2 separate regions of the Homo sapiens genome follow, and region 1 is linked to region 2. The links are chromatin loops, found by intact Hi-C in ENCODE. Cell type or tissue: adrenal gland. All regions are shown on one strand. Each heading gives the region's core, and the rest is flanking DNA. Links, peaks and the distances in the headings are about the cores only. Region 1 overlaps ACACA (acetyl-CoA carboxylase alpha). Region 2 overlaps ACACA (acetyl-CoA carboxylase alpha).

Evidence for each region. Peaks named below come from ENCODE experiments on the same cell type or tissue, not always from the same donor. Only the 100,000 strongest peaks of a DNase experiment are listed, where the experiment ranks them.
Region 1: a loop joins it to region 2, with 2.2 times the contacts of the local background. A loop is called at or near these places in 2 of 110 quality-filtered maps.

What each region holds. Positions count from the first base shown.
Region 1 is chr17:37,231,524-37,247,619 of GRCh38, reverse strand. It overlaps ACACA (acetyl-CoA carboxylase alpha), which reads left to right. Exons shown (of 56, transcript NM_198834.3): 19 at 644-794; 20 at 2,406-2,540; 21 at 2,886-3,032; 22 at 4,061-4,249; 23 at 5,567-5,667; 24 at 7,056-7,144; 25 at 12,521-12,645. SNORA90 (small nucleolar RNA, H/ACA box 90) reads right to left here and starts at 2,819; the gene lies at 2,645-2,819. In adrenal gland, for the core only: CTCF peaks have their summits at 7,492 and 7,702 (motif pointing right); no DNase peak of the experiment used is centred there; H3K27ac peaks cover 528 bases.
Region 2 is chr17:37,186,014-37,202,109 of GRCh38, reverse strand. It overlaps ACACA (acetyl-CoA carboxylase alpha), which reads left to right. Exons shown (of 56, transcript NM_198834.3): 34 at 1,627-1,683; 35 at 1,927-1,971; 36 at 8,695-8,736; 37 at 9,805-10,020; 38 at 10,835-10,990; 39 at 13,630-13,833. Among named protein-coding and RNA genes, the nearest start is that of SNORA90, 51 kb to the left of the region's middle. In adrenal gland, for the core only: no CTCF peak of the experiment used is centred there; no DNase peak of the experiment used is centred there.

The DNA of each region.
Region 1 (16,096 bases), core at 3,514-11,513, 45 kb before region 2:
CGAGGCAGGTGGATCACCTGAGGCTGGGAGTTCAAGACCGGTGTGGCCAATGTGGTGAAACCCTGTCTCTACTAAAAATACAAAATTAACCAGATGTGGTGGCTTATGCCTGTAGTCCCAGCTACTTGGGAGGCAGAGGCAGGAGAATCACGTGAACCTGGGAGGTGGAGGTTGCGGTGAGCCGAGATCACGCCATTGCACTCCAGTCTGGGCAACAAGAGCAAAACTCCGTATCAAAAAAAAAAGAAATTCACAAATGTTCAACACCAGTTATGGTGTTATGAGAATGAAATAAATTAACATGTTGAAAATGTGTAGAACATTGCCACAACATAGCTAGGCTTCAAGAAATGTTAGCTATTACGTCATCAATATCTTTGTGTGTGTTTTTTTAAATGGTGGTACCTGTTATTTTTAATAGTCATGTGGTATTCCATTATATGATTATACTATATTTAATCTGATCCTTATTGAAGGAAATTTATGTTAATTGACATTGTAAACAAATATGCAGTGAATATGTCTGTGTGTGTGTATAATAAAGTTTTCAGGATTTTTTTTCTTTGAAGGTTGACATTCTCTACCATTCTCCTTTACATCCTGAGGTGCTTTCTTAGCTTACATACTTCCACTTGTCTCCTAGATATCGCATCACAATTGGCAATAAAACCTGTGTGTTTGAGAAGGAAAATGACCCATCGGTGATGCGCTCACCTTCTGCTGGGAAGTTAATCCAGTACATTGTAGAAGATGGAGGTCATGTGTTTGCCGGCCAGTGCTATGCTGAGATTGAGGTCAGGGTGGTGAAAGGACTGTGGGATCATGGGAGGGGAAGGTAGGAAAAGGGTCGGCTGGGATGGACTAGGACTGAAAAGTTACAGAAAGGAGGCTGGGCACAGTGGCTTGTGCCTGTAATCCTACCACTTTGGGAGGCTGAGGCAGGAAGATCGCTTGAGCCCAGGAGTTCGAGACTAGCCTGGGCAAGATGGTGAGACCCCATCTCTATGAAAAATTAAAAAATTAGCGGCGTACAGTGGCACATGCCTGTAGACCCAGCCACTCTGGTGTCTAAGGCGGGAGGATCCCTTGAGCCCAGGAATTCAAGGCAGCAGTGAATGGAGATTGTACCACTGTACTGGAGTGGTACAATTTGTGGCCTGCGTCACAAATCAAGACCCTATTTCTAAAAAATTAAAAAAAAAGGTAACAGATTGGAAATAAGAATGAAAAAGAAACATCAGTTGGCTTAATTAGAAGTGCGAACCTTAAGATTTTTAAAACACATAGGCAAATGAGGAATCTCTAGTTCTAAAAATAGATACTAGGCAATAGCACTTGTTGAATGTTAGGTGTCCTAACTGCTGGCTATCCAGAGAAAATACATGGAGGTGGGGCACAAAACAGACAAGAAATGTCATGTGATTAATTTTAAGAGAGCTAAGCATAGAGTGCAGAGGGTCACCTAACCCAAATCAAGCTAAGCTTGTATGGGAAGATATTCTGAAAGAAGAGACATTTGATCTTAGTTTTGAAAGACAGATAGTGATAGAGCAGGTGAAGAAGGGCAGGGAAGAGTGCTTAAAGTTGAAGGAATAGCATGTACAAAGACAGAAGCAAGACAGCACAGTGTATTTAGGGAACTGCAAGTATGTGTTGGTGTGGCTTGAGAATAGACTAAGGTTTAATGGGGAGGGACAAGCAAAGGTGCTAAAGAAGTAATGTGAGATCTTGAATGTGAGGTTATGAAGGATCTTATAAACCATACTAGTAAGTTTTCACTATCCTGGAGGCAGCAGGTAATCTCTGAAAGATTTAAGTGGAAAAGTAGTATGATGAGATTTGGGGTCTAGGAAGATTGCTTTTCGTGACCTTGAGGGAGGTATGTAGCAAGTAGGGAGATCTCTTAGGGGGTCTTTGAAGTACTTTGGGCCAGAAATGAAGAAGGCGTAAACCGAAGAGTTGGCAAGAGAGGAAGATTTTTGAGAAAGGTTTAGAAGATATGTCTGGCTGGGTTGGTAATTGGTAGGTAAGGGAGAAAGAGGAGTGAAGAATGATCCTTAGGTTTTGGCCTGGTTGTCTTAGATTGGATTCACTGGTATGAGGATATTAAATTGTTCCTTACTTTCTAAGTACAAAACAAATATAATCACAAATTATGCCAAAATGGTTGTAAAAGTTAGAAAGGAGAAATGTCAATAACTGTTATTAATTCCTAAAGTGAGGTACTGAGAGATTTTCTAATTGCTTGCCTTGATAGTCCCTAGGAGATGATGGTAAATTCCCATTTTTTCTTGGTCAAATTAGGTGTGGTCCAACTTAGATGCTAAGGGAAAAATTTTAGTTCTTTTAAGCACTCATCTGTGTAAAGAGAGATAAATCTGAGTCTAGTTTATTTTTCACTATAGGTAATGAAGATGGTAATGACCTTAACAGCTGTGGAGTCTGGCTGTATCCATTACGTCAAGCGACCTGGAGCAGCTCTTGACCCTGGCTGTGTACTAGCCAAAATGCAACTGGACAACCCCAGCAAGGTTCAGCAGGTGAGTAGGAAGGTGCTCCGAATATTGCTCTCTAAGAGCTAAAGAACTTGGTGGTTTGGAGAGGCAAGTGATTTCAATGCTTGGTTTGCCAGTGTTTTCTTTAGCTTTGTCCCCTATTAATCTTATGCCTTGTATTTGTGCCTGTAGTATTATGGAACTAGAGTTTGCAAGAGTTACTGTAGTACTAAGATTCTGTAATTTCCTTATGATGTTTCCTCTATTGACTTCCCTCCTGGTAGCTGGGTATGATGTCTCGATTTTGAATGATAACTCTTAAGTGCAGTGGTGTGTTTGTACCTTAGATCAAAAGTAGTAGATGACTTGATCTCTTGTTGGGGTTGACAGGCTGAACTTCACACAGGTAGTCTGCCACGGATCCAGAGCACGGCACTCAGAGGCGAGAAACTCCATCGAGTGTTCCATTATGTCCTGGATAATCTGGTCAATGTAATGAATGGATACTGCCTTCCAGATCCTTTCTTTAGCAGCAAGGTATGTATCACGTCTCCTGGGGAAGGGATGTACAAATGGGATACCTATTCTCCAAAATAGTTCCAAGTCTCATAATGATTGTTTAAGAGGGAGGAAAAGAAAGCTGTTTGGCCTAGAACTCTTTCACCTTCAGTTGTGGGACTTGAGGTCTTTAAATCCATGTTTCTTATCCTTGTCATGGACTTCACATTTAATTGTGATTACTCCTTTTTTTTTTTCCTCGAGACGGAGTCTTGCTCTGTTGCCCAGGCTGGAGTGCAATGGCACAAACTCAGCTGACTGCAACCTCCACCTCCTGGGTTCAAGTGATTCTCCTGCCTCAACCTCCTGAGTAGTGGGGATTGTAGGCACGTGCCACCAGGCGCGGCTAATTTTTTTTTTTTTTTTTTAGTAGAGGTGGGGTTTCACCACGTTGGCCAGACTGGTCTTGAACTCCTGACTTTGTGATCTGCCCGCCTCGGCCTCCCAAAGTGCTGGGATTATAGGCGTGAGCCACTGTGCCCGCCCGTGATTAGTCCTTTTTAAACTGGAGAATAGGGGCAATGTTAGATGCTTACGTTGCAATTTCAAAGTACTCTATGATAGTTGGCTCACGCCTGTAATCTCACCACTTTGGGAAGCTGAGATGGAAAGATCGCTTGAGGCCAGGAGTTTGAGACCAGCCTGATCAACATAGCAAGACCCCATATCTATTGAAAATTATATAAATTTTTATTGAAAAGAAGTAGTATATGATAGTGAATTCAGATATAGTTGACTCTTGAACAATACAGGTTTGAACTGTGTGGGTCCACTTATATGTGGATTTTTTCAGCCAAACATGGATCAAAATTACAGTATTGATGAGATATGGAACCCACAACTATTTCTATACATGGGTTCCGTAGGGCTCAAGTATGTGCAGATTTTCATATATGAGTGGTGGTTCTGGAACCAATTTCCCACGTATACAGAATGACAACTATATATCTTTTTATTTGGGGGATTGTGTTAACTTGGGTCCTATTTTACCAATGCTTTCTTTCTAGGTAAAAGACTGGGTAGAGCGATTGATGAAAACCCTCAGAGATCCCTCCCTGCCTCTCCTAGAATTGCAAGATATTATGACCAGTGTGTCTGGCCGCATTCCCCCCAATGTGGAGAAGTCTATCAAGAAGGAAATGGCTCAGTATGCTAGCAACATCACATCAGTCCTCTGTCAGTTTCCCAGCCAGCAGGTATTTATAGGATAACACTATATTTTTTTCTGGCTACCAATGCCAGAGTTTATGTTGTAGGATTCCTTCCTATTTGGATCCTCCTTACTTTTTGGATGTTGTGCTTGTATACTTTTAAGCATTGTATTCCTCACAAAACTGCCTCAGGGTACAAACCCAACAGTGAAAGTACTGTATGTGAAGGATAAGTATCTGTAGTTATGAGAAAAGCACACTTGGATCATGTATACCTTATAGCTTTGTTCCTGGGGCTATTCCCTAATTAGAGGTATTTTCATGAATTGAAAATAGAGTGATATTAGTTGATTGATTGATTCATTCATTCACTCATTGATTTAGAGATGGAGTCTAGCTCTGTCACCAGGCTGGAGTGCAGTGGCTGATCTCGGCTCACTGCAACCCCTGCCTCCCGAGTTCAAGCAATTCTCCTGCCTCAGCCTCCTGAGTAGCTGGGATTACATTCACACGCTGCCATGCCAGCTAATTTTTGCATTTTTAGTAGTCACGGGTTTCACCATGTTGGCCAGGATGGTCTCGATCTCCTGACCTCGTGATCCGCCCACCTCGGCCTCCCAAAGTGCTGGGATTACAGGCGTGAGCCACCGTGCCCAGCTGTTTATTTATTTATTTATTTATTTTTGAGACAGGGTCTTGCTCTGTCGCCAAGGCTGGAGTGCAGTGGTGCGGTCATGGCTCGCTGTAGCCTTGACCCCATAGGCCCAATGGCTCATCCCACCTCAGTCTCCCAGGTAGCTGGGACTACAGATGTGCACCACTATGCCCAGCTAATTTTTAAAAAATTTTTATAGAGATGGGGGTCTCGTTATGTTGCCCAGGTTGGTATTGAACTCATGGGCTCAAGCTATCCTCCCTCCTTGGCCTCCCAAAGTGCTGAGGTTACAGGTGTGAGCCACCACACATGGCCTATTGGTAGTTTTATTTTCAGAGACATTCTTACTACCTTGGCAGCATCTTTACTCTTTACCCATAAAGCAGATGTATGTGTAGGGAATATAGGTAGATAAGTGGGGAGTGATGTTTGGATCTTGACCTTGAACAGATATTGGTAAGATGATAGTTTTTGTAATGTAGTCATTAATTCATCTGGGAAAGGGTGACAAGGGATGAAATCTGCTTGCTTATGTAGCGTGATTCTCTATATAGACTACGCCTGGTAACTTCCAGCTGCTGCCAACATGTGAGATAGGAACTGCCATGTTATAAGAAGAAGATTCCTACTGGTCGTGCTATAGAGGCTGATGCTTTGGGGCATTTTGTTGGGTTGGGCCTCATTTTTTTCCCTTTTTTATACCTTAGATTGCAAACATCCTAGATAGCCATGCAGCTACATTGAACCGGAAATCTGAACGGGAAGTCTTCTTTATGAATACTCAGAGCATTGTTCAGCTGGTACAGAGGTAGTAACTTGTAACTCCAGATTCCCAGACCTGTCCATACTCATGTCTTCCTTTCTTTCAAGTGGTCACAAAAAAATTTACCTCAGATTTGACTTCAAGAAATTGGAAAGCATCTTATATCTTAGAAAGTACCTTGTCTTTTCTAAATATCTTAGAATTGTGAGCTAACTCTCATGCTCAATATTTCTGACTTCTTAATATTCTACATTTTTTTCTGTCAATTATTTATTATTATTATTATTTTTTGAGACAGGATCTCACTCTGTTGCCCCGACTGGAGTGCAGTGGCTCAATCATGGCTCATTGCAGCCTCAACCTCCTGAGGCTCAGGTGATCCTCCTGTTTCAACCCCTCTGAATAGCTGGGACTATAGCTGTGCACCACCACATCCAGCTAATTTTTGTATTTTTAGAAGAGCTGGGGTTTTGCCATGTTGCCCAGGCTCATCTCAAACTCTTGGGCTCAAATGACCCACCCGCCTCGGCCTCCCAAACTGTTGGGATTACAGGCATGAGCCACTGCGTCCAGCCTGTCAATTAATAAGGCACAGAAATTTTGTTGTTTTCTTTTTCCTTGCCATTTTGATGAAGCTCCTAATTTTTCTTCTGTCACAGGGCCCAGTATGACATTTTTTCTTCTTAGCTTATGGAGCCTATTATATTAGGTTGGTGCAAAAGTAATTGTGGTTGTTGCTATTAATACTAAAGGGATATTCACAGAGCATATTTATTTATTTATTTATTTATTTATTTTTTTTGGAGACAGGGTCTCACACTGTCATCCAGGTTGTAGTACAGTAGCACAATCTCAGCTCACTGCAACCTCTGCCTCCCAGGCTCAAGCAATCCTCCCACCTCAGCCTCTTGAGTAGCTGGGACTACAGTCACATGCTACCATGCTTGGCTAATTTTTTTGTATTTTTTGTAGATAAGAGGTTTTGCCATATTGCCTAGGCTGGTCTGGAGCTCCTAGACTCAAGTGATCCTCCTGCCTTGGCCTCCCAAAGTTCTGGGATTGCAGATGTGAGCTAAGGCAACCGGCCTCACAGAACACTTTTAACTTTAAGATACTTATAAATTTTTCAGATATCTCAGCCATTTCAAGAGTATGGTAATAATTTCTACTTAGCAGTAGGAACTGAATCAAGGTGTTGGTAGGTGGGGCTATGCAGGATTTTGTTGTCTTCTTTATTAAAAAAGGTCTTGTCTATAGTGAGATTTCTTTTAGGCTTAGAATTTAAGTTAATTTTGTAGTTCATTTTAGGCTGTTCTTTATTCAGAGGGAAAGCAGTTCAGTGGAATGTCGTGGAGGTAAATTTGGCCTTTGGGTTTATTGCTTAATAGTGTTGGATTGTCAGGTTTTTCAGTGGAGACTTTCTATTTGCCTAGGTACCGAAGTGGCATCCGAGGCCACATGAAGGCTGTGGTGATGGATCTGCTCCGGCAGTACCTGCGAGTAGAGACACAATTCCAGAATGGTAAGCCTCTTCCTGAGGACTCTCTAGCTAAGAAAGCCTTGATTCTGATAACCAACCCAAACTATCCCTATAGGACTGTGTAAGAGCTAAGCCCCCTCCTGTCAACAACACTTCCCATTAATAAACAGTCTCCTATCACTACTCCCTTAAAAACTAAACCTCTATATCCACTAGCTCTAAAGAAAGAACAACGAAACACAGCTTGATGAAATTAGGAATCCAGTGTGCTTCTGAGAAAGGGCTGAAGTAATTTTTCTAATAGAGATTACCATTCCTGTTGATATCTTTTTGACCTTGTGTAGTGTAAGTTGGTTGAGTCATCACAGGCTGAAATTGAGAAACCCATATCTGAAGAGCTTGATTCTTGGCAGCTAATCCATGAATTGAACCAGAGGCATCTAGGAAGAGCAAGTTCAGGTTTTCCAATACTTTTTAGTATATCATTTAGGTAGACTTTATCCCTGGCTTTCTCTGAAGAGCTTCACTAAATGATAAATTGTCTCTTAAGTGTGAAATAACCTTGGCTAAAATTTTAAAGCTGTTTACTGCTGACATTGCTTCCTGCCACAAGATGGCAGTGAAACATCACAGAATTTGAAACATTATCTGAAATTTGAAACATTTTCCTTTATCTGCTCCTTTTCACTTCCTTTAAAAGCAGCCTATGCCACTCATGACCAGCAAAAATCCTCATGTAGATATCAGCAAACCGCATCCAATAACATACAAAATAATACATAACAACCAAGTTGGCTTTATCCCACGCATTCAAGGTTGATCAGTTTGGAGAAAGTCAATTAATATAATTTATCATGAAATAGATGAAAGGAGGAAAAACATGCTCATTATCTCAAGATAACAGGGTGTGGAGAGGGAGCATTTGACAGAATTTAACATCCATTCATGACAAACTCTTGGAAACTAGGAGTGAAATGGAACTTTTAAAATCTTGTAAAAGGGACCCACAAAAAAATCTGCAGGATACATCATGCATTATGGTAAAACGTTGAAAACATTATCTTTAAGATTAGGAATAAGACAAGGATGCCTGCTGTCACTACTTCTATTCAGCTTTATAGTGGATGTCCTAGCCAGTGCAGTAAGACAAGGAAAAGAATTAAAGGGTATAAGAGCTAGAAAGTAATAAAGCAATATATCTGCCATTATTAAATATGATAGGGTGTCTCTTTAGAAAGCCTCAAAGGATTCACAGATTGATTATTAAATTATTTAAAATCTAACATGATTGCTAAATACAAAAGTCAACATACAAAATTCAACAGTATTTGTTTACAGTAGAGCAATTGTTTAGAAAAGCAGTTCAGGAAAAAAAAAATTAAAATAGCAGGCTAGATGTAGTGGCTCATGCTTGTCATCTTAGCACTTTGGGAGGCCAGGACAGGAGGATTGCTTGAGGCCAGGAGTTTGAGACCAGCCTTGGCAATATAGTGAGACCCCATCTCTACAAAAAATTAAAAACAATTAGCCAGGCATGATGGCACATGCCTATAGTCCTACCTACTCAAGAGGCTGAAACAAGAGGATTGCCTGAGCCCAGGGATTCAAGGGTGCAGTGAGCTATGATTGTACCACTGCACTCAGCCCAGGCAACAGAGCAAGACCCTGTCTCTAAATAATTAATTAATTAGTTGATAAAATAGCAACCCAAAACATGAAATACTAAGGAGTAAATCTAACAAAAAATGTGCAAGCCTCTTTTGAGGAAAATTATAATCAAGAATATTATAATAGTAAAGAAGATTTAAATAAATTATCAAGGTCTTAAATTGGAATGTACACTATTAGGTGCCGATTCTTCCTAAATTCATCTGTAGATTGACATTTCAATAAAAATTCTGTTAGTGTATTTGTAATGCTAATTATAAAATTTCCATAAAAGACAAGTCTCACAATAACCAAGATACTTCCAAAGAAATACAAGGTGAAAAGATTTGCCTAATCAGATATCAAGATTTAATATAAAGCCATATTAATTAAGAAATTGTGAGATAGGTGTAGAGATAGATTTATAGATCAGTGGAACTTAATGACCCAGAAACAGATCCAGCCATATATGAAAACTTATTTTATGATAGAGGAGGCATTGTAGATCATGGGGAAAGGATAGATTTTTTTTTTTTCAATAAATGATACCAGCACAATGGGTTATTCATTTAAAAAAAAAAAAAGAGGAAAGAAAGAAATGGAATCCCTATCTTATGCCTATACACAAAAATCAATTCCCGATAAAGACTTAAATATGTACTAAAGAGGTGAAGCTGTTAAATGGTTAGGAGAATATCGTTATAACCTCAGGATAGGAAGATTTTGTTGTATAAGACACAGCAAGTACAAACTACAAAAGAAAAGATTGATTACTTAAACTCCACTCAAGAACTTCTGTTCATCAAAATACGTCATAAGGAGTCTGAAAAGCCTGTAATCCTAGCACTTTCGGAGGCCAAGGCCGGCAGATTGCTTGAGCCCAGGAGTTCGAGACCAGCCTGGGCAACATAGCAAGACCCCGTCTCTAAAAAAATACAAAAATTAGCCAGGTGTAGTGTTATGTGCCTGTAGTCCTAGCTTCTTGGGAGGCTCAGGTTGGAGGATTGCCTGAGCCTGGGGAGGTCGAGGCTGTAGTGAGCTGTGATTGCATCACTGCACTCCAGCCCCGTTGACAGAGCAGGACACAGTCTCCAAAAAAAGAGACTGAAAATATAAGCTACAAAGTGTGAGAAGATATTTACAAAATATATACCTAAAAAATAATTAGAAGTATCTAGAGAATTGGTATGAATCATCAAGTTAAAGACATCCTAATAGAGAAATGGGCAAAAGATATAGAAAGATATTTTACAGAAGAAGAAGTACAAATAATTTATAAACTTACACAAAGATGCTCAATCCCATTTGTAATTAGAGGCATATAAACCAAAACCACAATGAGAGTGGCAAAAATTTAAAAGTCACATCATCATCTTCATTGCTTCTGTACATGGAAGTACAAATTGGTATATACCACTTTGGTAACAGTTGGTCAGTACCTAATAAAGTTGAACTTATTTGTATTCTTTAACCTAGTAATTTTACTCCTAGAAAATATACTTTAGAGAAACTATTACACATGTTTACTAGGATACATATACAGGAGTATTTGTGACAGCACTGTTCATAATCTTAAAAAAGACAAGAAACAATCTAAATATACATAGGTAGAGTGGATCATTGAAGTCTGGTATATTCCTACCATGGATTACTATGCAGCAGTGAAAATGGATGCACCAAGGCATACACTGAACAAAAGGATGAATCTCAAAAATACAATGTTAAGGAAAAGAAATGGTACAGTGATTCCATTTTTTTCAGGTTCAAAAACCAGGAAAATTAAGCTATACATACATTGGTGATAAAAGTTAAGAAAAACAAAAGAATAATTAACATAAAATTCAGCTTAGTAGTTGTTTCTGAGGAGGGGTACGCAGGGGTCTTCAAAGATACTAGAGATGTTCTATTAAAATGTAATGGCTTTAAAATAACACATGGGTGTTTATTTCAACTGATACCATATATTCTATATATTCTTCTGTATATATATTTCATAATTAAACTGTTTTGTTTTGTTTTTTGTTTGGTGTGTGTTCTTTTTTTGTTGAGATGAAGTCTCACTCTGACACCCAAGCTGGAGTGCAGTGGTGCAATCTCTGCTCACTGCAACTTCTGCCTCCTGGGTTCAAGCAATTCTTCTGCCTCAGCCTGCTGTGTAGCTGGGATTATAGGTGTGTACCACCATGCCTGGCTAATTTTTGTATTTTTAGTAGAGATGGGGTTTCACCCTGTTGGCCAGCCTGGTCTCAAATGTCTGACCTCAAGTGATCCACCCGCCTTGGCTGCCCAAAGTGCTGGGATTACAAGGGTGAGCCACCGCACCCAGCCAATTAAGTGTTTTTAAAAAAGAGTGTCTTGGTATGCAGGATCTTCAAAGTAAAAAAAAAAAAAACAAGAAAGTATCATTGCTTTCTTTCTGTTAATGTCTCCCCTCACCCCGGGTAAATGTGTTCTTTTTATTTCCCCTGGTCCTATTGCCAAAGTTTATTTGTGTTGTCACTTCAAAGCTAAGTCTTGGTAGAGAAAAATATTAATGCAGAACAGCTAATTTTTAAACAGCTTCCCTTTTGGTCTAAATGTGTCTTTTATGAAATTGGCAGCTCTCTCGATATTGTAGTCCATTGTTTTTCAAATATAATTTTATTTGGAAAAAAATTGCTTATGTCAATCTCTAATATTTAGAATAATTAAAAGCCTGGTTACACTGGTCCAGTGTACTCAGTGTTCTAGGAAACCATGATAATGCAGTTTGAACGTCACTGTTCTGGTTTGTAACTTAACGTGGAATCTGAACTGAGGTGATAATCCTTTACTGTTTTCATGATTTCATAAAATTCTGACCCTTGAGAATATTCAAACACTAATTCCTCTTTACTTGGAAATTTAATTCTGAGGTAAGCTGTTTTCTAAAGAACTGAATATTACTTATATCCCATGGCAGATATCACTACAGTGTACCAGAGGCTTATGCTTCTGTTGTAAAACATAGCTTTCCTACTCAGAACTAACCTGCCCCTGGTGGCCTTAGGGAAGGCAAGTGAAAATATGCATAACTTTAGTCTCCCTACAGACCTTTTGACTTAATGCAAGGTTCTCCTTGATCTATACCTTGGGTTGGATTTGGCGTTCCTAGGCATTGCTTAGCTGTTTCAAGGACTAACAGAAGAAAATGTTGATTCCAGGGGTAGCAGTCACACTTCTCATGGATATTGCTAAGTTTGGTGTGGTTTTATTTTTTGAGCTAAAACTGTTCCTACTGATTAGGGTCAACTATTTTCTGCAAGTCAAACATGGAATCAGAATCTCAAGCTCTGGGGGAGACCTTAAAGATCATCAAGTTTAATGATATTTACATTTCTTTTTAAACAGAAATTTCTCGTCTAAAGAAATCATGAGAGAGTTTAGAGTAAGACTGGGGTTTGAGTTATTCCCAATCTTTCAGTCTTTAAGGTACACCCACCTCCCCAATTTTTAAAAAATTTAATGAAATTGAGGCCCAGAGAGGTAAAATGATTTTCCCAGGAGCACACAGTAAATTGCTAATAGAACTAGGCCTTGAACCCAGATCTTATATCCAAATTGCCTGACTCCTAGTCCAGTGTTCCTTTTACTAAATCACATTGCCAGTTTCTGTACAAATCCATCCAAGAAAATCCTTATGATGTTTCTTCTCACTGCTCGTCTCATAAATTATAGACAGTACAAAACAAATAGCATGTAAATGTGAACATTTATACATGGGTGAGAACCAGTTCTTTTCATGGTGTGCAGGTCACTATGACAAATGTGTATTCGCCCTCCGAGAAGAGAATAAAAGTGACATGAACACTGTACTGAACTACATCTTCTCTCACGCTCAAGTCACCAAGAAGAATCTTCTGGTCACAATGCTTATTGTGAGTACCATTTTTCAGAACTTGTAAAGACCGTCAATGATATGCAAAAAGTATTTTTTTCCTTTTGATGGCTATGGCCAGAGAAAAAAAACTACTGCCTTTTATAATTATGGGATGAATGGGGCTTGAGCTGTGGATTAACAGTTTCTCACATCTACCTTTGTCCTTGGTCTGAAGGAACCTGCTTTAGTGAGAAAATGACTCTTCTGGCCATTATGCATATACTCATTCACAGGAACTTATACCTCCTAACTCTGTTTAGAAATGCCTCGTGCTTCACCATTCCTGTGGTCATCATGACAGCAGCTTTAAAATTTCATCTTATTTAGCCAATATATTCTAATTTTAACTCTTGTTCCATAGATACAAGCAATGGCTCTCATGTCAAACTTGAAAAAAAATAAATAGAAATCCAGCACTCCCCCTCTCTGACCAGAGAAATTTAAATGTATTCTGCATCTTCATTGGTCCCTTTTTATTTATATTGAAAATCTAAGCTCGGATTATTGTATTGGTAGTAAATGTATGATTTTTTTCCCTATAACTTAGTAAAATAAGAATTAGTAGGAAGTAGGAATAGGGAGTGAGCCTGGTAAGTTTGATGAGAGCTAATGTGCATTCAGCCAGTGGGTGGAATTTTTGTGGGCTGAAGGATTTTTAAAGATGACTTGCAAGTCCTTCACTCCTAGCTCATTCTGGTTGAGTTAGTTGTAGGAATTAGTACAGTAGGACTACTCCTAGAGTCCCTCACCCCATGGTCCTGAGCATTTGCCTTGCTGCTGCATGCCTGTCTTTTTGGGGACTGTAGTGCCTTTTCACTCCTAGAGTTTTCTTTTTGTCTCTTTGTGGAATTGGGATTCTTGGTAAGTTAATTACATCATTTTTTCATGGAGGAAAAAAACATACATCTTCATGCTATTTTTTATTTCTTCAGAATGAAGGGAAACTATCTACCATACACCTCTGATTAACAAGAGTGCCACTCATTCAGTTATATGCCTAGCTGGTTAACTCTAAAGCGTATCACATTTTTTAGAATAGCCACTTTAAAAAATATGTAATTATAGGGAGAGTTCATTGCCTTTGCTACCCTAGAATAGCTAGATGGTAGGGAAACGAGAAAGATGCAGTTGAGAGGGAAAAATATATATGTTAGTACAATGTAATACTTCAACTTCCCCCAAGTGACAGGTTTCAGCTAAGAAATGATACAATCTATGGCAGCTTGCTAATTTTTTTTGTCAGTCAAAAGAAGGAAGAAAGACTATTTAGATGTTTTTTTTAATTTAATGAAAGGATTGTTAAATCTCATTTGGATAAAGCCAAGACTTTCTGTCAGAAAAGGGTAATGATGAGGAGGGTAGGAGAATCTGTCAGTTTGGACCTAGAATGGGGTGGAATTTGCCTTTATAGGAAGCTAATTATGGTGAGTTTTTCTTTTTATTGTGATTACGTTTTTAAGAACTTAACAGTTTTCTGCACTAAAAATAGACCAAAGCCTAGAATCCTTGGAGCAGCGGAAGAGTAATGATTGTCCAAGACTGTCGCTGGGTTTCTTAAATTCTAATTTGTAAGATATAGGGGCTCAGCTCGCTCCTTTTGCGGAGTGATTGTAAGTAACGCTTGCCTTAAGAATCTCATTATTGGAACACGGAGCCATATTTCCTCTGAGAATTCTGGAGTAGCTTTGAGCCAGGGCTGTTCATTTCTCAAGTAATCACGCTGGTGTGATGGAGAGAGAAAATGGCAGCTGTTCGGAGCTCAGGCCTTCAATTTTCTTCAGAGTCCAGTCACTCAAGTGTGTAATTACGCGGGGGGTGCTGCAGAGGCGTTGGGCCCTGTCAGAGAACTGGTTTGAGGCTTTGCTTTCTGCTTTTGCCAGTCAGGACAGGCAGAAGCCAATGGGACTCTGACTTTCCACGCTGTTCTTTTTTTCTCCCACCTTGTCATCCTGATTACTTCTTACCTGCATGGATAGTACCCAGACTTTCTTTCCAACAGGCTGAGCTCTTTAGGGAAAAGAGCTGTTTCAGAGTTTGAGTTTGGGTGAATAGGATGGAGGAGGAGGAGGACAAGGGGGATGGGAAGAGGAGGAGGAGGAGGAGGAGGATAAGGACGGTTGAACATGTGAACCAGGAAGCCAGATTTGTCCCTTTCTTTATTTTGGTGTCATTACATTTTTCTTTAAAAAAAAAACAAAAACAAAATGAGACCCAGTAAACGTAAGAGGATCTCTAAGCTTTCATGTCATTAATTTCTTTTCAAATATCAGTTGTTTTCATTTCATCTTAGAGATTTGGAAATCAAGAAGTTAATGATATGATCAAGCTCAGGGCCAGCTAGCAGTGACTTATGGAACATGGGTAAAAGCTCAAGACGGTGCTCTTTTCTGATCTGATGTTACTGAATGCCAGACATGTCTTCCTCTTTTCCTCTTTGACAACGCTTAGCTGTTCCCCCTTCCTTCTTCCTCTCCCTCCTCCTCTCCCACATCTGCATTAATGGTAGTAGCTGGTAAGAGCCATTTTGGTTGTTTGGATTATTCTTTCCTCGGATCTTAGTATCTTTTACAGATGTCACCTGCACATGGTAGCACTTTGACTCCCCCAGCTTGTGTTCTCTGCTGGTTCCCCTTTCTTTGCATATCTTGGCTTCCTGATTGATGGTTATGTGCCCAGTATTCCATTCTCTGCTTTCTAGAAGTAGGAATGTTGATAGTATGCTTTGCTGAGCTAGATGATGATTTCTGGGGCTTTTGAACCTACAGGGAGGGAGGTATCAAGAAACTCAGGCTTCCGTGAGTCAATGTCATGGGATATGCGTTGCTCTAGTAAAGAGGTACCTTCATCCTCTCCAGGTGTTAGCATAACCTGCCCAGTGGTAACTTGCCTCATGGACTCTCAAGCAGATTTCTGGTAATCTTTCACTCTGTCTGGAAAGCAAAGTATCAGGTAAAAGGCTAAAGTCCTATCAGGTTTCCTCCATTTAAAGGGACATTGTAACACAATTTAACACAAAGTCTGGAAGACCAATAGTACATTTATTTTTTGAAAGCTCTTCTTATTTCTTAAATTTAACTTTATAGGAAAAAGCTTAGAACTCAGAACATTGTTTATGTTTGCTTAGAGATATTTAAGGAACTCTTTAATCTTTAGCCAGATTAAGCTAATTGGTACAAATACAAAGTATCAACATCTTCATAGCTGTCTAGATGGCAATGTACATATCTTCTAGCCACCTTGATGGTAAGTAGTCTTCCCCTCACTACTTGTAACTTATTTTTGATACGGTCCACATGAACATGCTATAAACCATGCTTCTGTATGAGTAATGCCATGCCTATGAACCCCTGATTTGGTTTAGATGGGGAGAATTTATGATGCTGATCAGCACCTTTCCTTCCTCCACTTAACCTGACTGCAAATAATTTTGTCCAATATGTAAATAAAGA
Region 2 (16,096 bases), core at 2,909-10,908:
CCTTCGACACATTTTTTTCATATTGTTGTGTCAATACTTGGTTATTTACAGCAAGGTGTGTGATGGCAGTACAAATAATTTTTTAATGCAGTTAAACCAAAATTTATTTATATTTGGCCTGATAATTTATTATTTTATTATTTGCTTATAGAAAATTAATTTTTCCAGTTATCTTTTGTTTATGCTGTTAATAAAATTAATTTTATTACTCAGCAATGCCATCGCAGAATTGAAGAAATTGGAAGAAATAACCCAAGAATGTGCTTCCTTATAAGGGGAAGACAATTTAAATTTTAAAAAATATATAATATCATGAATGTTAAGAACTGGCCTATAAACATATCTCTTGGTTGGAGTTATAGCAAGAAATGTGGTCAAACTAAAGTCTGGATGTAGGCTGTGAAAGTCCACATTACTTTTCTATTTGTACTATTCATATGTTTTCTCAGGTCATTCAACTGGTGGGGTTGCTTTTCTGCTTGCTGTTATAATCCTTCTTTGTTGGGGACCTCTAAACACATGTCTTTTACTTAATTCATTAATTTGTTTCTTTGTCCCTGCCTTTTGAAGCAAGTGAACAGTATAGGGAAGAGGAAGGCTTTAGGTCCAGATGCCCAAGACTCGTATAAGTGGCTGTCTTGAAACTACTGGTGTCTGTTGACTTCTTTTTTTTTTTTTGAGACAGTCTCATTCTGTCACCCAGGCTGGAGTACAGTGATGCAATCTCGGCAACCTCTGCCTCCTTGGTTCAAACGATTTTCATGCCTCATTCTCTCAAGTAGCTGGGATTACAGGAATGTGCCACCACACTTGGCTCATTTTTTTCTATTTTTAGTAGAGACAGGGTTTTGCCATGTTGGCCAGGCTGGTCTCAAACTCCCGGCCTCAAGTGATCTGCCCATCTTGGCCCCACAAAGTGTTGGGATTACAGGCGTGAGCCACCACTCCCAGCCTTCTGTTGACTTCTAATATACTAGTCGCCTATGCCTAGTGGAGATATGAATAGTTCCTAAATTTAAAGGCCTATTAAATATTGCTTTTAACAATTTTAAAAGAGAGAGTTTTTAAAAAATGCCTTCATGTAAGGTAAGGGGGGACTGTTGTATCAAAACTGAAAGGTTACAATTTGTTAGACTGAATTCTAGGGATGCTGTATCTGATGGTAGGTAACATCTACAATCTAAACAGTTTAGGACCTGTGTTTTATGTTTTATGGAAAGTCCTTCTTTTCTCTCTACCTAATTTCATTTAGCATCTTTATCAATATTAATGTTTACATTTGAATACATGCCCAACAGTATGATTTCTATAAGCAGAAATTGTGTCATGGCCTACCTTTATGTAAATCAGTTCTGAGGTAATTTAGTTGACTTCATATCACCCTTTCTCCTCCACAAAGTTCTCTTTCAGTTTTGTCCAAATCAATATAAAATTTATTTCGTAAGACTTAGTCCTAGGAGCCAGATTGAAATTTGTTCACTTGCAAGTTTGAAGGTACTAAGCTAAGATAAGGATATCCAAAAAGGATGTTTAACTCCACCAAAGCCTTACAAGGGCCGAATGGGATAAAATTTAGAATGAATGGAAATCTCATCTATCTTCTGTTTTACATGTTTTTGCTCCTAGAAAGCTACCCTGGTTGACCATGGGATCCGGCGCCTTACTTTCCTGGTTGCACAAAAGGTACTGACATGTGAATTGTACCTCTTTAATATTTCTTATGCTGCTGCTACAACTTAATAAAAATGGGATTGTAATCTTATACTTACTAATAGGATTTATGCAGAGAAATAACCACTTTTCTGTAAGTTTCATTTTTAAAAAACATTAGTTTAACTCATCATCTTTTACTCAATTTCTTTTTGATTTTGTTACTAATTGCCAACTTCTGCTGTCTTTCCTTCCTTTCTCTCTTTTATTTGAAAGGATTTCAGAAAGCAGGTCAACTATGAGGTGGATCGGAGATTTCATGTAAGTAAAATGAACAATAATGAAAGATTACTTACTGTTTTATTTGTCTGCCACTGATTATTTAACCAGAATATATGTTAGAAGGGCTGGACTGATATTTGATCCTTCTTCTTTTAGAAATTATTATAATAAATATTCAGTTCTCTGTAATCCCAGCACTTTGGGAGGCTGAGTCAGGAAAATTGCTTGAGCCCACAAGTTTGAGATGAGCCTGGGCAACATAATGAGACCCAGTCCTCTATTAATTAAAAAAAAATTTTTTTTAATTCTTATATCAAGTGTTCCAGCTAAAGGTTTTCTTCTTTTTTTTTTTAACCCTATAATGAATTCTCAATATATCTCTGAGAAATAGTTAAGAATGAACATAAGCATTTATCCAGATAAATAAGGTAGAAACAAGCTAACTAGTAATTTCTTCTGTGCTTATAGTGAATCAATAATCAAGGACAGCCAGTTGCATTTTGTGGTCTTGGATTCTTTATTGAGAAGTCTCAATTCTAAAGAACAATGATTTATTATTTAAAATGCCTTGATAGAGCCAAGTTGCTATTTTTTGTCTTATGTTAATCGTAGGAACAGGAAATAAGTAAAAATTAAACACTCTGTTGCTTATTCTCCCATTTAACTGAATTAACTGTTAATATTTATGAGATTAAAATTTTTATTGAAAAGAGAATTAAGTTAATAGCCTGGCATCCAAACTATGGTATACCCGTATGATCATACCCAGTACAGTGACAACAGTAAGGCCAGAAATCCAGTTTGGAATCAATATGTTGTTTTCAAAATGACTGATTATAATCAAAATATTTCATAAAAATTGATTCTAATGTAGCTAACTAAGATTCTAGAGGATGTTAAGAAGTCTTTTTTTTCTTTTCTTTCTTTTTTTTTTTTTTGAGAGAGTGTCTTGCTTAGTCGCCCAGGCTGGAGTGCAGTGGCGCAATCTCAGCTCACTGCAACCTCCGCCTCCTGGGTTGCAGCAATTCTCCTGCCTCAGCCTCCCAAGTAGCTGGGATTGCAGGCATGTGCCACCACACCCAGCTGATTTTTGTATTTTTAGTAGAGACAGGGGTTCACCATGTTAGCCAGGCTGGTCTCGAACTCCTGACCTCAGGTGATCTGCCCGCCTCAGCCTCCCAAAGTGCTGAGATTACAGGCATGAGCCACTGTGCCCAGCCTGTTTGGTTTGGTTTTAGCAATTAAGATAATTTGGTTGTTAAGCCTTGCTTGTTTGCAACAATGAAGATGGCACTTGAGATTCTGGAAAGGACTTTCTAAACTCAAGGACCTATGTGTGATTGCTTTTATTACCTTTTTGTTTATTAGGTTTTCAAGACTTGACATTTTGTTTTCCTTCATACAGTTCACCTTGTTGGTCTAGTCTATAGAGAAACAAGAGAGCTAAGATTTTCTGAAATGCTTTAGGAAATGTTGTGGACTGCATGACTCCCCTGTGTTATTGATGTCAGGAAATCAAGCAGAGTGTAGATATATGTCAATCAATAACTTTAGATAGGAAACGGAGTCAGTGGAGAAGTATGAGGAGCTTAAAAAGAACCCTAGGGCTTTAGGAAGAAAAATCAGGAGCTTAGAGAATAAAATTGATACTTTGGGATAGAATATGAAAGCCCATGGATAAACACTGTGGCTGGTAGATGCTGATCAGAACTAAGGTAGACATGCCAGAGCCAGGCCCTGGATTTTAGAAGAGTATTGTGCTAGGTTCTTAAATGTTACTGTGCTTTTTATCACCGACTTTAGAATAACAGCATATTCTAGGGAATAACACTAAATTTGTAAAATTGTTTTCCTTTTTGCTAATGGATTAGATGGAATCTTCACATCTATAGCACACTAACTGGTTTCTATAATAAATACACTGATCAACTAAAACTGTTCACTAAAATTTTTAGCAAACCAAAGTGATTAGTTCTCACTGACATTTTCTCATATATGTAACACATAAAAAAACCCTTTCTTATCTCTGAATCTATAGTGTATAGTTATAAATATGCCCTAGTATTAAGAGTATACTTAACAGCTTTAAAACATTTTTTTCTCTCTGCTGTCCTGATATTTCTGGATCTAGGTTTAATAGGGACATGTATAGGCAAAATCGGCTAGAAAATGAGGCCAGCAGGGGGTCTTCCGTGACAATCATTGTCTGATTCCTATTTATAGTGGCATCAAGTGGGAAATCACTTAAATTATCAAGTGACTTGATTTGTCATGAGTGTAGGAAAAGCTGCTTTAGAGCATAGAGAACATTAAGGTTTAAGTGAGGACTGCATTTGCTCTGAAGAATTGAATGGCAGAGGAGTTGGGGTGTTTTTATGTTAGTCCCTTTAAAAATGATAAGTGATTTTGCAAGGTGCAAGGGCAACTATTAAACCGAACTCCATCCAGAATCTATTATACAATCCAGGATCTACACTAGCCAGGAAGCGTTGGCAGAAACTGTACAAATCTGGGGGTCACTGTCGTGGTGCTGCTGTGAGTTCTTTTGCTGATGGTAGCTTGACATTCATGAAGGATGCTTATTTAGCCTCTGTCATGTCATCTGATTGTGCTTGCCCCATAGTTAGTGTACTGTGAAAAAGAGGAAGCTTTCTGGGAGTGTCAGAGATGAATCCCTTGATCTCTCTGGCTTCTTGATAATCCACTGTGATGTATGCAGCCTCCCCTGTCCAATGCTGTGGAATCCCTATATTATTGAATGGAAGAGAGAATTTGCACTTGAGGGAGCAAGGAGAGGAGGAAGTTTACCAAGTTTGATTCAAGCACATTGGTTAGTGGAATAAAGCAAGCTGTGCTGTTATATAGTTGTTGGTCTTTCAAATTGCCTCAGAACCAGAATAAGACAAATGAGGGCCAGAGTAGAGGTTGCTAGAGAGCTGTGTATATTGTTAGGTACTGATTTGGATGACAGTGATTGCTATAAGCATTTACAATACTTCGTAGTTTAGCCACAGTTGTCCCAGATAGCTGCCCACAGCTTTAAAACATTTTTAGGGTGTCTGTTGCCACCCTAGTCCGTTGACACTGCATGGAGATTATTTCTGTGACAGCAGTCTTCACCAGTGTTAAGGAGGCTGGGAGTTGACTCTGTTTCCATAACCATCTAATTAAATCAAGTGCCCATAATGGAATTTGAATAACTGCCTAACTTTGATATTTAAACAGAAACTTTGAGGAAAAACAAGTCTCTTTTTGTAAATATATTCTACTTGTTAAGAAAAAATAAAGTAGATCATGATGTTCATCTGAAAATAAAAAATAAAAGAAAAAAATGGACAAGATGTTAAAAAAAAGAAAAAAGATCAAAGTCTTGAATGGAAAAGAGGCTTCTTGAATTTCTGCAGCTATCTAAACTGCAACTCCACAGTTTTCTGTTAGTTAAAACTTATTGACTCACTCTGTCTTAGTTTCACTCACATTTTAGGTCTGGAATTCCAAAATATTTAGCAGAAAGTGCTGTCTAATTGGGATATAATATTATGCTTTTTTTTTTTTAAGCTTTCCATATTTTTTTCAGCAAAGTTTGGCTAAGGACATCGGAATACAAATTTTCAGGACTTCTTCTTATCCCCCATTAAGTCCTAAAACCATGATAAGATTCTAAATCAAACAGTTTTACATCTGTTAATAAAATGTTACCTTTTGTTCTTGTAAAATTTCATGAGATTTAAAAAAAAGGTCTACATATCTCCCGAGAGAGAGTTGTTGTTTTATGACTATTGTGTGATTCCCACTTTAAAATGAAATGTTTTGGATTATTTGGACCTTGAAGGAAGAGCTCACTATATGAGCAGTTATCATAATTAGTAGTTCTTTTTTTCTTTTTTTTTTTAAGATAGTTCTGTTTGGTAGTGGACCAACTATTAGTTTTCAGAAGGGTTGGTTTGGATTTTTGTTTTAATTACAGTCTATATAATTAGTTCTCAGCATGTTGAGGTAAAAGAGAATTGTACCAGCAAGCTCCCAATTTCTTCATCTCATTAGGTTTTTAACACGATTATTAGTATCATAATCAGCTATGATGTTTTTTGTTGCAGGTTTTCACATTCTCTGATTTGCGGGGTGTCTTGATTGGCTAATTTGGGCAAATTATTTTGATTGTCTTGATGATGGTTGGCTGATTAGAACACAGCAAGGGCATAATTTCTTCCTGTGAAACGTTGCATTCTTTTGTTTTTTGGTACCAGAATACTAAGAGGGTTTTTCTTTGTGTACATTCAATTATGATATTTGCCCATGACACTAGTAGAATACTTGGAAAGCAAATACATTGATGATGGAATAAGCATGAATGCTTTCAGTGGAAAAACTGGCAGTATGAGGATGAGATAGGATAAAAGAATTTACTAAAACTGTAGGATCAGACTTTTAGATTTCTTCTTTTCTGTGTTTTCTGTGATTCTGTGGTTTTTGAGTGCCAAAAGAGATTACTTTTTGTAAGAGTCTTCAGACTTCCATGTCACTGAAGAATTGCTTAGTAGTTCCACTTTTCCATTGCACAGAGGTTCTTGCCATCTCTTGTTCTGAATGTTTAATACTTAAATTGAGGATTTTACCGGGGAGTTACAAATTTACTCAGAAGTTTAAAAAAAAAAAGTTGTTTATATGATCTCATGACAACTTTTCTTAGCTAACCTTAATGAAAGTGGTTTTTCTAATTGGTAGTCATTGCCCACCTCTGCCAAGAATTAGTCAGTTTCTTCATTATTTGTATTAAAGGCATTTCCATTCAAACTGCTTTATATGCCTTTCAGTTACTACAAATTTTCTTAATTGGTTTAGTGGAAAAGAAAGCATTTTTTATTACTGTTTTGTTTTTGAAAGGAAATGGTTTTGATCCTATAAATGTACATAATTAAATAAATGGCATCCTAAACAAACATTTTAATTAATTAGCTAATAATAGTTAAGGCGGAATAGAAAAGTGTGTGCGTAAAATATCATATTATCACTTTCCTTGACTTTTCTTTCAGAGAGTTCCATGGAAAGATTTTGTCATTCTTCCTTTTTTGACATTTGTTACTTTTTAGGTAATGCTCTGAAAGCTGTACCTCACTAGAATAAAACCAAAACTAGGTTATATAAAACCATGAGCATGATATTTATCGACACCTCAGCTGAATGCATCTTACTTAACCTTGAAGTCAGTCCTATGTGCTTCACTCTCATAACGGGTGGGGGGGGTGTCAGAGAATTATTTAGAACAAAACTTGAGGAGAAGTTCAGTCCTGTGTAAAATCCACTTTAAAAAGGCTTTTAAAAAAGGATTTCCCTGAGGTTGGTAAATGAGCTCCTAGGAACCTTTTAAATGCAGTCTTACAGTTAAAATACCAAGGAAAAGATAAAAAGATTTATTAACTGTGCAAGCTTTAGTTAAGGTGAGAGTGAGGTGTAACACTTATGGAACGTATTCAAGAAATTTTCAGGAAATTCAAGAACCACAGGTTTACAGCATGAGTTTTGCTTTGTTTGCTTTCTGCTTTTTAAATTTAAAGTCTTAATTTCTGTGTTTTTGTCTCATCAAAGAGAAATCCTCTAAATGAGGAATTTAGATTATAATAAAAAGAGAAAGGTAATACTCTGCCCTTGAGAGATCAGAGGGCATGGGCTCTGGCACTAGAGAGACCCAAGTTTATCTTCCAGCTCTGTGATTCTGAGCATATACTTGAGCCAAGGCTTCTGCAAGATGAGGGTCACAATATCTACCCCTAGAGGTTGTTGAGAGCATCAGATAGGACAACACATGAGAGTACCTGCCACCAGAAGATTTTCAGTCCATGTTTCCTTCACATTTCCTAAAGCTCATTGAGGATGTGTAGGCAGCTAGTCCCGGTCTCTCTGCCTTGTACTGATAAGTGTTTGATTATATTGCACTCATAATGAAGAAGATGCCTAATGAAACCTCCTATAGAGGCAAATAGTAATGATTTGATTCCAGCACTGCCAGTAGAGCTTCCCATCCGAGAAACAGGGGTATTTGGCATTGGTAAGTTAAATTTCAGAAACTAATGAACTCTGCTAATTGAATTCATCTTTGTTAATTAATAAGGTTCTAGTAAATTGGGTTTTTTTTTGTATAATGCCCTACAAAAAAGCAGGAAGACCTAATGATTACAAGTTCACTAGTTCTAACCTTATTCTTTCCTATACATATAGTGGTAGTGACCAAGGTAGAATCTTATATTTTTCTTCATCTTCAAATGTTATCATTTAAACCCTTGACATTATTGACTTGAGAATAAATGTGAAAATCATGGACTGAGCACTCTATACTGTCTGAGTAGTTTATATTTTAAGAGTTTCTTAAAGAGTAACTTGGGAAATCAGTCCATTAACTACTATTGCAGTGACTGTGGCACAAGGGTATATTGGTTTTATTTGCTGGGTTGTGCCAAGAGCAATACCTAGCAAAAAAATTTTTTTCACTTGGGAGATTTAAAAAATTCATACATTTTTTTTCCCCTGGGAGAGGGTAGATACTAAAATTAGGTTTATAATGTGGTGATTCTCAAATTTGGAAATGGGGTCAAAGTGATGGTTATGCGGAGGATCATTCATATATATTTCCTGGACTAAGCTTAGGTAAGAAGCATGTTTTTCTAGAAAACTGTCTTCTAAATGCTTAACTGTTTCTATACTGTTTGTTCTCAAAGAGCCATGTCTATGAACTACTGACACATTTTTCCCCCTTCTTTAATACAGAGAGAATTCCCTAAATTTTTTACATTCCGAGCAAGGGATAAGGTAAGGATTGATTTCTTTCCTATTTAAAAAAAAAAATTACTTTTTCTTAAAAGCCCAAGAGCGGCTTATCTTTGCCATACGTTCTTCTTGCCATTCTTTTTTCTCTTATTGAACTTGTGCTTCCTGTTGCCTTACATGTGTCTTAGAACTAAAGCCAATTCCTTTCTGAAAGGGTTTGGTTTGGGAAACAACCAAATGTATTGAGCTACTCAACGAAGGTGATACCTTTCCAAATCATCCTTGTCCTGTAGAATGATCCTAATGATGTGATATTAAAGGACCATTCTTGTTATCTACAAATAGTTCACTGATACTCAACTCTACTTTATGTGAATTTGTTTTTCAATTTTAAAATACAAAACTTCAGACCATGTTGCTTTCTTCCTGTTACCGGCTTATATATTTGACTCTCTCTCTCCATTCACTCAATTGACATGTATTCCAGAAAAATACTTTAGTTTCACTGAAACATACAGTACATATACAGTAAATACAGTAAAGTTATATACTAATACAACTTTTAAAAAACATATATAAGTAATTATATATCTATGGATATAGTGTTCCAAAGCCAAATATCTCTTTAATTAAAAAATTGTATGATGTTTCTTTGTTGAGTATTTATTATGTCCTTTGTACTTATCATAAGTGAGAAAATTTTTAGATTAGTTGGGTAAGCTCAAAACATTGGCATGTGAAGTAGATATTAATGTGAAGCAGCCTGTAATTAATATAAAAATGAATTATATAAAGACATTAAATGTTGTAGGAGTTCTAAGGAAATTGAGGATTTTTTGTTTGTTTTTCATGTATATCATCACCACTTGTAAAATCATAAATGATGAAAGTTTAGGAATATCATCCTATAAAGTACCTATATAATAGGTACTTTAGTGCCTAATCTTATGTAAGCTGTAGCATTAGCCTTGAATGTAGCTCATTTTTGTTGCTCATTAGCACATCATAGCTTATGTTTCTATTTTCAGGCATCTCTTTTACATTCACATTCATAGTATAATTTTGTAACTGCCTCTTGTGAGCTGTTTTTTCTCTGATTCTTGTACTCAGTTTGAGGAGGATCGTATCTATCGTCATCTGGAGCCTGCTCTGGCTTTCCAGTTAGAGCTGAACCGGATGAGAAATTTTGACCTCACTGCCATTCCATGTGCTAATCACAAGATGCACCTGTATCTCGGGGCAGCCAAGGTGGAAGTGGGCACAGAAGTGACAGACTACAGGTTCTTTGTTCGTGCAATCATCAGGCATTCTGATCTGGTCACCAAGGTGGGTGCTGTACTTTAATGGGATGTTATCCCTGAGGGAAGGGACAGAATAATAGATATGATTCAAAATTAGGTATTATGCTTCTGCTGAGAGAGAACATAAAAAAAAGATCAGGTTTTCATTTTTTGAATCAAGGTTCTTGTTCTATTTCAATGTTTACAAAAGTAAATATTTCATATAATAAAGGCTTTTTTTTTTTTACAAAGCAGAAAGTGCATCTGAAAAAAAATAAAAAATGAAGGCTCTTTTTCCACTTTAATTTGATTTTTCTTGGTAGCAGAAGCATAATAACACTCAAGAAAAGAAAAAGCATACAAACAGAAAAATCACAGGAAGAATTGGGTGATGGTAGAGCATAAGGAGATAAGTTAGGAAAGAGGTGATCCCATTGTACACCTGTCTAGAAGTATGGGTAGTGTCTGTATATAGCAAGGCACTTCCTGATGTGTTCATTATTATTATATCCCATAGCCGTACCCTTTCTTCAGCTTTTCCTTTCTAAATAGCTCTGTTTGGCATATGTGAAATATCATCCTATTGAACTTACAGCTATGGGGATGCCCAGTATTTCTACCTCTTGGAAGGGAATGATGCACTAAAAGTAAGGAGGAAGGGCTGACATGGACTCTTTATCTGGCCCTTTCCTGCCCCTGCTCCCTGTGGTTACTGGACTGACTCTAGGGAGAAAGATAAACAATCTCTTCACCAAGTGCCTTATGATTCATGATATACTGCTGCTTAAGTGATTATAATAGCCATTTCTTTATTGCCTCTTTTAAACTACATTAATGTTGATTATTTTCTTCCTGTATAGGAAGCTTCTTTTGAATATCTGCAAAATGAAGGGGAGCGGCTACTCCTGGAAGCCATGGATGAGTTGGAAGTTGCTTTTAACAATACAAATGTCCGCACTGACTGTAACCACATCTTCCTCAACTTTGTGCCCACGGTTATCATGGACCCATCAAAGGTACATTTCTCCTTAGCTTCTCTCCCAGCACTAGCAAGCATAAGCACAGAAGTTCATTCATATTTATCTCACTTGGACTTGGAAACAGGTACTCCTTGTTCAGGCTGTTGAGCCCTTAATCTGTAAAGTTTATAGAATGTTTATAAGATTGAGTTTCTGGGACAGTGTCAAAAATTTGATATAGCCATTGAAAAAACAGTTCTCAAAACTGAAGGTTTTGGTGTTAGCTTGCTGGTCACTTATAAGCAGTACAAAAACATGAAAACATTTTCTTTTGTTGGTACCTATTTTATATTTGCCATAATAGTGGTCCTGTTTTGTATTATTCCCTACTATTTCTCATCTGGAATTATTAATTTTACTGTTACTAAGCATTTTGGCTAAATTACTGCTTCTGTGCACTAAATGTTAATCACCTGGTGGCCTTAGTGAGATAATGCACCTTCTCAAAGTGTCTAACCTATCTCTCTTTAGTGTTTTTCCACAGGGAGAGAATTTGGCTGATAAGGAATTTCTCATGTATTATGTATATTTTCTTCCCTGAGGGTCTATTCTGAAATGCATTCTATATAATTTAAGGAAGAAAAACAAGGTGATTTTGTACTTGACCTTTTATCCCAAGTGTAATAAAGACAGGCTGCTCTCTGTTTCTGCTCCCTCTAACGCTTTCTTTCTTTCTTTTTTTTTTTGTTGAGACAGAGTCTCGCTCTGTTGCCCAGGCTGAAGCAGTGGCACCATCTCAGCTCATTGCAACCTCCACCTCCCAGGTTCAAGAGACTGTCATGCTTCAGCCTCCCCGAGTAGCAGGGACTATAGGCATGTGCCACCACGCCCGGCTAATTTTTGTATTTTTAGTAGAAACGGGGTTTCACCATGTTAGTCAGGCTGGTCTCCAACTCCTGACCTCAAGTAATCTGCCTGCCTCAGCCTCCCAAAGTGCTGGGATTACAGGTGTGAGCCACCGTGCCTGGCCCCTTCTAACTCTTTCTATCATGATACTGTGGAATTTGGATAGGAGAACCAGTATCTCCCTTTTTCAAGATCAGCTGTAGGCATGAATTTTTGCTGCTGCTGCTGCTTTTTTTTTTTTCTTTTTCTTTTTTTTCTTACAGAAACAGGGTCTTGCTATGTTGCCCAGGCTAGTCTTGAACTCCTGGCCTCAAGCGATCCTCCTGCCTCAGACTCCCAAAGTGCTGGGATTACAGGCATGAGTCATCATGCCTGGTAGACTTTTGCTTCTTGAACTTAGTATCTGAGATCTGAGAAGTAGTTTTCTACCTTTTTCCCTTAAAAATTCCAAGCTAATGATGGGTTGCTTTAGTTTGTAAGGAACGCCAAGGACAGGGCTACTCATTTGACTCAAATCTCATCATCTAGTTTAAGCAAAACTTCTCCTAAGCATTCTGGGACTAATAAGCTGGGAAACTTAAAACATGGCATGGACACTGTACAGCTGTATTTTTTTTTAGATTTGGCTTACCTTTTCTCTGAGTTTTTCAGATCAGCCTCTGCTTTCATTCTAACCACCCATATACACTGGCTCTGCTTTTCTAATGATAGATAGCTGCCAATTTTCTGTACATAAAGATTGTTGGCTTTTGTTCCCTCAAGAAAAGAATGGGTAAATATCTCTTGGTTAACAAGCAAGTATGATAATAGAGAGGTTAACTCCCTGAAATTCATTCTAACTTAAAATTTTGTGGTGCAGAAACAAACTGCAAGGGTGGCACATGCTACTAAAGAACCACAAGAGAAAGGGAATGTAAGATATTCTTGAGATTTTCTAAGAAGTTGAGGAAGCATTTTAGAAAGATACTTCATTTAAGGATACATTAAGTTCGAATAGCATGTTCTAGCTGCATTATGTTCTGTGCAGCCATGTTGGGGAAAAAAAGTTTTGCTTTAGCATGTAAATAACAAGAAATCATGTCTAAGGCCATTTAGTTAAAATAACTGTCCTACCCCTAAAAACTAAGAGCATTAAGCTGCCTTGGTATAAACTTAGAGAAATGTGGGAACATCTGCCCCATCTTATTAAATCCTAGGTGGACTTAGCAGTGGCCAAGCTTCAGAGCTCTGTTTAGAGAGAATGTTCTAGCACCACCTACAAATTGCCTTTCTTTAATTTGTGCAATTTACCAAGAGACATATATTATAAAGTTTAATAAAACTGTATGAAAAAAAGCTCATGGTGGTAATTGCTGTGTTGATTTAAAGTCCTGTAAGTGCAGTGAAACATAGTTACCATGCATATAAATGCTACTTAATAGCTATTTAACTAGAGATTTTATTCTTATTTGGGGCTTCCTCTTAAATCCCATGGCTTGTAATTTTAGATACTGCAGATCTTTGATATAGAATATGAATATAATTGGGAAAGGGGAAGGAGTTGCAGAGATTTGGGTGTTATTATCGAGAGAAAACCACTCAAATGCCAGGCCAGCATGAAATTGTCCCTGACTTGTTCCAAGAAAGAATAGTTTGGGGAGAAACTATCTGACCACTTTTTGTAAGGTGTGCATCTCCACAAACCAACCTCTTTTTTTTTTTACCCCTTCTTTCTCAAATATGAGCAGACCTGAAACAGGTCTTAGTTAGAAGATATTTAAGTTTTGTGCTTGGTGATGTGTCTGTGTCAGATTGAGGAATCCGTGCGGAGCATGGTAATGCGGTATGGAAGTCGCCTGTGGAAATTGCGCGTCCTCCAGGCAGAACTGAAAATCAACATTCGCCTGACGCCAACTGGAAAAGCAATTCCCATCCGCCTCTTCCTGACAAACGAGTCTGGCTATTACTTGGATATCAGCCTATACAAGGAAGTGACTGACTCCAGGACAGCACAGGTACAATACTCAAACAGGCTCCTCAGAGTTTTGATTTGGTCCTACAGATAAGACACTCGTCCTTGTTATAGAAGACCCACACTCACAAATCCCATTGGTTCACCTGGTGGGATTATCCTCTATAAGATTAAATGATTGTATGAATTTGAAAAACTTCATCTGCCTTATAAGATTTGCCTATGTTCTCTATCATGGATGTTATAAAACCCTTAACCATTTGTCATGTATTGGTAAGCACTAACAGATGCCAAGTGAACCTGACTCCAGAGGTTATTCTGCAATTTAGGCTCTTTTTTTAGAGGGCTCGTGGGTTATTTCAGCAATCTAATCTCTGGTCTGATGCGTCCTTTCCGTTTTCACCATAATTAAACTACTCATTGGCAAGTGAGGAAAAGAGAATTGTTGGATTTATGTCACCAACTTCTATGTTAAAGAAGGAAAATTTCAACATAGTATAGTGGCATGAGCACTACCATCATCAGTGTCTATCATATTTATCTATTGTGTTCTGTTTCTGTTTTTATCATATTTATTGTGTTATCTATTATGTTGTTCCCTTTCCTTCAAAGATTTCAGGGTGTCATATATTATACAAGAGCAAAGTGGCAAATTTAAACCCGTTTTCAGGTAGGAAAACTGAGAATGTAAAAATAGAAAGTGAGTCAGTACACTAATTCTGTGAAACAGAGAATTCCCTTTTAATCTTTTTTACTACGTTGGTTTCTAAATATTTGGGCTCTTTACTATGATACTGAAATTAGGTTGGTTCACCATTGTTCACATTTTTGAAGAACTAGGATATTTTATGGCTTTGGCCTGAATTCAAGAATTGCATTTCTTCTGATTAAAGGATGAACCTGCTCCAGTATACATAAACAAGGGTTTCAGTCTATTCCGTGCTTTGGGTGCCAGGGAGAGATTATGTGTCTCTTGTTTTTATCTATATCCTTTTAAATCCAGGAATAGAGTCAGGAAAATATATTTTTCAGTCTTTTGAAGATGAATTTTTAAAAATCTCAGTTTGGACAGTAGTCAGAATGACCTTTCATTTTGTGCTTTGATTCCTAGTGAGGTGGCTAGAGAAATCTATCCTATGAGAAGTGAGCAGTTAAAAACAGAGAGAGAGAGTGCGCAAGAGCGTGAGTGGTGACCAAGAGAAAGAGTGTTCAATATTTTTTGCTGTATTTGATGTTTTTTTAGTGCAACTTTAAAGACATTTTCAGTCAAAGCTTTCAATGGGTAGGGATGTTTTTAATTAACTTCTACAATAGCTTCAAGGCAGGTCTATTCTTGTGAAAAGTAAGATGGCCACTTGAGATTTTAATGTTTTTGATAAATATGTTTGTTCTTCATAACTACTTTCTTTCTTTTTTTTTTTTTCCTTTCCTTTATTAGGAAACTCTGAGATTTCCCTCATGCTAGCTAATGGTGACACAGGAGTGTGAAAGGCACAGATGCCTTCAATCAGGGTTTAGTATTACACATGGTACAAAATAAGCACACAATAAGCATCTGAAAGAATGAACAAACCACCTTCAACCTGAAGGAAAACGCTTTTTACCTAGGGTCCTGCATATTTTAAAAGCCCTGAAGGAAGAGGTCTTCTACAGACTCTTCACTTGAGAGAGTTCAAGAGCTACTGCCATATGGGAACTAACTTTTGAGCCTGTGGCTAGACGTGGGAACTGACAAAAGGAGCAGCCTCCAACCCAGTTCTGGTGCTCCTAATGCCTACATGGTGCTTATTGTCAAACTGTTTTTCCCTTTCTTTAATGAATCATTGTATGAAGTTAATACAGAACCATGTCTGTTATTCGTTCATTTGTTTTTTAATTTAATATTGATTGACTACTTATAGTATGTCAGGCACTATGCGTATAAAGAGAAAAAGCAAACTGTACTCAAGAAATTTACATCACAATGGAAGAAGACAAATGATTTGTTTCTCTGTGGCAAATATGTGCTATTATAAATAAATACAGTGTTCTAAGGGAGCAGACTATGGGTCAGAAATTATTTTCTAAAATAATTTTGATGGCTTCTGGTGAAAGGTGTGTGATATATAAAATGTGTACATATTTTCATGAACTTCTAAAACATATACTTTACAGTTTTTAGTTACTGCGTTCATTATAGTAGAAAATGGAACTAACATAGATAGTTGAGTATTCAGGAACTCCTATTACTATCAGCCTCTTGCCCTAGCACATCATTTATTCATTCTGCCAATAAGGAACAAGGTTGATTGGCTTGAGTTTTATTT